Regions from separate parts of the Homo sapiens genome. Here region 2 is linked to region 1. Evidence: chromatin loops called from intact Hi-C (ENCODE). Cell type or tissue: Caco-2. All regions are shown on one strand. Each heading gives the region's core, and the rest is flanking DNA. Links, peaks and the distances in the headings are about the cores only. Region 1 overlaps PRMT7 (protein arginine methyltransferase 7). Region 2 has its middle 1.7 kb from the start of NFATC3.

Region 1 (2,801 bases), core at 127-2,626:
CTATCTCCACAAAAAATTAGAAAAAACCCATGGTGTTATCCATAACTTCACCACAGTTTTTCCTTTGCAAATCTTTCAACTATGTTCTCTAAGTGTCAGTGGCATGTGAAATTTTCAAAGACTGAAACAAAGTTCTAGACTATAAAAAATATTCTGGAGGCCAGGCATGGTGGCTCACGCTTATAATCCTAGCACTTTGGGAGGCTGAGGCAGGCGGATCACCTGAGGTCAGGGGTTCAAGACCAGCCTGGCCAACATGGTGAAACCCCGTCTCTGCTAAAAATACAAAAAGCAGCCAGGTGTGGTGGCAGGCACCTGTAATCACCGCTACTTGGGAGGCTGAGGCAGGAGAATCACTTGTACCCAGGAGGTGGAGGATGCAGTGAGCCAAGATTGCACCACTGCAATGCAGCCTGGGTGACACAGTGAGATTCCGTCTCAAAAAAAAAATATGTGTGTGTGTGTGTGTGTGTGTACATATACATATTCTGGAAACCTTAAGAGACAATGCTATACAGGAAAATTGTTCATGTTGTATGCAGAAGCAGAATGTCAGAACTACTCTCGCCATTCTCCTGCCTCAGCCTCTCCAGTAGCTGGGACTACAGGTGCCCACCACCATGCCTGGCTAATTTTTTGTATTTTTAGTAGAGATAGAGTTTCACCGTGTTAGCCAGGATGGGTGAACCCAGGAGGCAGAGCTTGCAGTGAGGCAAGATAGCGCCACTGCACTCCAGCCTGGGCGACAGAGTGAGACTCTCTCTCAAAAAAATAAATAAATAAAAGAACTAAGTACTTTCTGCCTGATGAAACTCAGAGTTGAGCTTTGAGCAGTGGCAGTATCGTAGCCAATGAGGTTTATCCAAGGCGTAATTATTGGTAGTTGAAACTCAAGAGTTGAGCCCCATAAGAATTCCAATTTGCTTAAAGCAAATGTAGGTTTTGTTTGCGTCTCCATTGCTGGACCTGACTAGCTCTAGTCTACTCCTTGTTGACTAGTTTTAACTAGCAGGAAAATAAACATCAAGAGAAACCAAGTCCTTACTGTCAGAGCTCCACACAGAGAGGTCCCACTTCTATGCTATGACCTGGATTTGTTCCAGGTAACTGGAATAACCCTTTTCCTCTCTCACACAAGAGCAAGCAAAGCTTTCAACACAGGGTGTGTAAATCTCACCTGGACCTACAGTCACCTCGGTGGAATGCTTGTTGATAACCTTAATCTTATCACTAAAGCCATTTTTCTCCACAATCTTCACAGCAGCATCAGCCATAGGCTTGAAAACCTAGAAAATAGAGCCGAAACCCAAGGAAAAATGAGCAATAAATTAAACAGTAGTCTGACCTTTAAGGTGAGCAAGCTATTCCTTGATTCTGGTCCTAAGATATGTAACTTAAATACTTTATTCTCCAAATGTGCATCATGAAAAAGGGCTGAGATTCAGCTGGCTTTAACTTGTGATTAGGGACTCTCATTCCGTGCCAGGCACAGCGGGGATGCCGGGGATCCTGAGGAGGCTGCACTACTTAGTAAGAGCAGTAGGTGTCAGTACCGCACAAGAGGACGCCAAAAAGCCAGGAAAGGGACTTGCCTCACGAACCTGGGAGGCGTGCTGTGCCCTCCAGAGGAGAGCAGACTGTAGGTGTGAGTAAGTAGGTCATCCTCTGGGCTCAAAATTGTCCCAAATCCCCACTGTTGGCAGAACACAGCCTCTATTTTCTTATGGTGCAGCAGTGCCTCTTGTCCATGGGGGATACATTTTAAGACCCTTGGTGGATGCTTGAAACCTCAGACAGTACTGACCCTTATGTATACCATTTTTTTTTTTTTTTTTTTTTTGCTATACATACATACTGTTCCATGGTGGGCAGCTCTATGCAAACCTACCCCAACAGGCCACGGGAGCTGAGAGGCTGAGGAAAGACTGGCAAATCCAGCTTCTCAGAAAGACACACTTTATAGAGACATACAAACAGAAGCCTTGTCTCGGGCAGTGAGAAACTGGGCCCCCACACTGTTATGGCTCAGACGCAGGGCTTACATACCACAGGGAATTTGACGAAGGGCAGGATTTACGGTAAGTATGTATTTATGATAACATCAAAGTTGTTCTGACCTGAGGGCAGGATTTACATCAAAGTGCATGAGAGCGGAAATTTTAGAGGCATTCCTGAAGCTGGGGTTGGTCAGAAGTCAGCGTGGAGGATTAGCATTCACAGTGGAGCTGCTTCAGCCTCCAAGCTTACCTATGACCAGGTTTAATTTATAAATTAGGCACAATAATAAATATAAATAATAATTTATAAATTAACAATAACTAAAAATAGAACAATTATGTAATAATACTCAGAATGGTACACAACTTACAACTTATAAATAATTTCTGGAATTTTCCATTTAATTTTTCTTTTTTTTTTTTTTGAGAAGGGTCTCACTCTATTGTCCAGGCTGGAGTCCAGTGGCATGATCACTGCAGCTTCCACCTCCCAGGCTCAAGCAATTTCCCACCTCAATCTCCCAAGTAGCTGGGACTACAGGCGTAGATCACCATGCCCAGCTACTTTTTGTAGAGGCGGGGTTTTGCCATGTTGCCCAGGCTGGTCTCCAACTCTGGGACTCAAGGTTTCCACCTGTCTCAGCCACCCAAAGTGCTGGGATTACAGGCGTGAGCCACCGCACCTGGCTCCATTTAGTATTTTTGGACCTCAGTTGACCACAGGTAACTGAAATCACGAAAAGTGAAACCATAGATAAGGGGAAACTACTGCTTTGGAGGCCCTCCCTTACCTTCCCAGTCTTC
Region 2 (2,801 bases), core at 18-2,517, 250 kb after region 1:
TTCTCCTCATTGGGCGGAGCTCATGTCGAGGAAGGGGTGCTGAAGCACTGAGGTTCTGGGTTCGGTGATGTGGGGGCGCATCGTGTTACTCCTGATGGCTGGCTCTAGGGAAGGCATCAGGGCCCCTCAGAGTTACCTGGACGCCGCCCACATCCTCATCCCCCCACCTCAACTTTAATGGCTGAGTCTCCAGAGGGCAGGGACCGGACCGAGAGTCCAGCTAGGTTGGGGTGGAACCGAAGGAGACAGATTGCGCGACAAGTCCGGACTCTGAGCTCGCGGTCGCCGCAGGCCCACCCTCTGCGGGGCGGAGCTTTCGCCCCGGTGGCTGCGCCTTTGTCCCCACTAGCGGGCCCCCGCAGCTGCTCCCTTGACAGCATGCGCGTTTGAGGCCTCAGCGAACCCCAATGGGCAGGGCCTGTCCCTTGCTGGAAGTTGAGTAGATTGAGCGGGAAAGCCCGTTGTGAGCTCGTGCCAATCACAGCTCTGTGCTCTCTGCATCCTGCTGCATATCCATGAAAGCGGGAGGGATGGAGCCGCCTAAATTGGGTGGCTGGCAGTGGAGAGGAAGTGACACTGCCTAAAGAACCGTTTTCGTGATCTGCCCCTCCCGAGCAAGCTAGCCTTCCCGAGATGGCCCAAGACGCCTCCTCCTGGGGTCTGGGGTGAAGGCCGTCCTTGGGGACTGGGAGCCTGGCTTGTTTACCTAAGGCTCCGCTGAGGCGCAAGGTGGACAGGGACGTGAGAGAAGTAGGGTGACCGCCTCCCCTAGCTCCGTGCCCCGGGCATAGGGCCCACAGGGCATAGCATCCCTAGATGCGCGTTGCTGGAGGAACCCAGGGCACTGTCAGAGGCTTGGGTGCAGGTGCGCCCAAAAATGCTGCCCTCTCAGAGGCTACAATAGGTTAAAAAAAAAGAGAGAAAAAAAAAAAAGAAATGCCGCTCTCGCAAGGCCTACAGCACATTCCACACCGCCCACAAAGGCCAGTGGGAAGAGAGGGTAAAGGGAAGCTCTTTGCCGAGGTCTCAATGTCTGGACTGACACTTGAGCTACCAGGGAGCCCTAGAGGGAGCCAAACTAGACCTTGGGTCAGGAAGACAGGGAATGTCCAGGGCATCCAAGACGTTCATCTTGTATTGCTTCATTTCTGCCCAGTGTTTTGTACCGGTACCTGTGCTGTTCCTGGGGATTCAGAGATAAAGTCTCCCTTCAGGGGTAGGGGAGAGGGGACCAGCAAATCTATAATTACTGTACAAAGAGATGAGGGTTGTGCCAGGAGCTCAGAGACAGTTCATAAGCCTGCTAGCTGCAGGGCCTTGACAGGGGTTAGTAGGAACCGGAGTGACAGACAAGAAGTGAGCAAGTTTCATTCCAGGCAGAGAACAGATTTCCAAAGACTTGATAACCATAAAGTAACCTGCAGTGGGCAGAAGCCTAAGGTGGGGCCGGATGAGTGGGCAGAATGCTGCAGGCCACTGCAAAGTGTCTGGACTTTATCCTGACGGCAGTAGGGAGCAGTGGAAGGACTTAGAGCAGGGGATTTACATGGTCAGAATTCTGGATGGATCACTAGATTCAACTGGGACAGGGGTGAATGAAGTCAGAGGGAGAAGATAATGTGGTCAAGGAGAGGGAACAACTGGCATTAGACGGGTGGACTATCCTTCCCAATAACCTGTCCTGCCTGCAAATCTCCAACCTTGAGGGCCTGAGTGTGGAACTTGGGGCCCAAATGCCACATCAGCTCTAGAGCCCTCTGCCTCAGGCAGGTTGCTGGCCCACCTATTTGTACCACATGTAACAGGATCCTGATACAGTATAAGGTCCCAGAGGCTTGGCCAGCTCATCTGAAGTCCCTCCAGACATGACTTCACCTAAATCATGGGATCAGCCATAGTCAGACCAGACAGCAGGCAGGAGGGAGACCCTGGGCTGGTCAGCCCCTCCACTGGGAAGGGACCACAGAGAAGCTGTAGATGGCTTGAAAAATTCAACCACTCATCAAATGCTCAGCTATGCATCTGTCTTCCCAGCCACTGAGCACCTGGAGAACACTTAGAACAGATTACATTGTAGGGAGGGTTTCTGATCTCACCAAGGAATGGTGAGGGCTGGGACAGGGATGGGCACCAACTGCAGGAAGAGAGTCACCATGTGTGTAAGAAAGTCAGCAACGGCTGGGAACTCTGCAGCCTGTGAAGGGGCCTGACCACACACATACACCGATATGTACATACTCTTTCAGCCCTTTGCCCCAGCTAGGGCCAGTATGTACCCCCATGAGCTCTTCTTCAGGCAGTTCCAAAGCTCCTGCAGGTCATCTGGACCCACCTTCAGCCCTCTGAGAGCCCTGTGAAACCAGGAGGCCCACAGGACCAGTGCAGTAGGTGGAACCCCAGGGTGGACAAGGGCTATGTGGGTCACTGTACAACCACTCTCTCCTGTATGAATGCCACCCAAGACTGGGAATTAGGGAAAGCCATCATTATCATCAGCTGCCACAGGACTGTTCCCAAGCACCCATTGTTGAAGTTCTTCAGTGCCCTCTGAGCCATGGGATGGTACAGTTTAGCCTGCCCCAGTCCCTTGTTCCCCATTAGGCAAAACAGGAGCCTCTGAGGAAATTCAGAGTTTAGAAAAGTTCTTCCTCTCCATGCCAAACATCCCCCTCATCCCAAGCTCTGGTTTGATTCTTCTGTGCCTGCTCCCCAGACCCATGCCAAGGTAGCCACAGGGGACACAAGGACTGCCCTTGAGCAGCTCCCAATCTGGGAGGAGAGGATAAGACCAGCCAACTACA

Evidence for each region. Hi-C counts contacts between places; a loop is a spot of excess contacts. Peaks named below come from ENCODE experiments on the same cell type or tissue, not always from the same donor. Only the 100,000 strongest peaks of a DNase experiment are listed, where the experiment ranks them.
Region 2: a loop joins it to region 1, with 5 times the contacts of the local background. A loop is called at or near these places in 23 of 110 quality-filtered maps.

What each region holds. Positions count from the first base shown.
Region 1 is chr16:68,327,551-68,330,351 of GRCh38, reverse strand. PRMT7 (protein arginine methyltransferase 7) reads right to left here. Exons shown (of 19, transcript NM_019023.5): 6 at 1,178-1,286. It also overlaps the pseudogene RNU4-30P. Among named protein-coding and RNA genes, the nearest start is that of PRMT7, 18 kb to the right of the region's middle. In Caco-2, for the core only: a CTCF peak has its summit at 1,539 (motif pointing right); DNase peaks (open chromatin) are centred at 1,181, 1,581, 2,151 and 2,531.
Region 2 is chr16:68,082,261-68,085,061 of GRCh38, reverse strand. No RefSeq gene overlaps it. Among named protein-coding and RNA genes, the nearest start is that of NFATC3, 1.7 kb to the left of the region's middle. RefSeq lists an enhancer at 136-215. In Caco-2, for the core only: a CTCF peak has its summit at 1,048; DNase peaks (open chromatin) are centred at 321 and 1,011; H3K4me3 peaks cover 956 bases.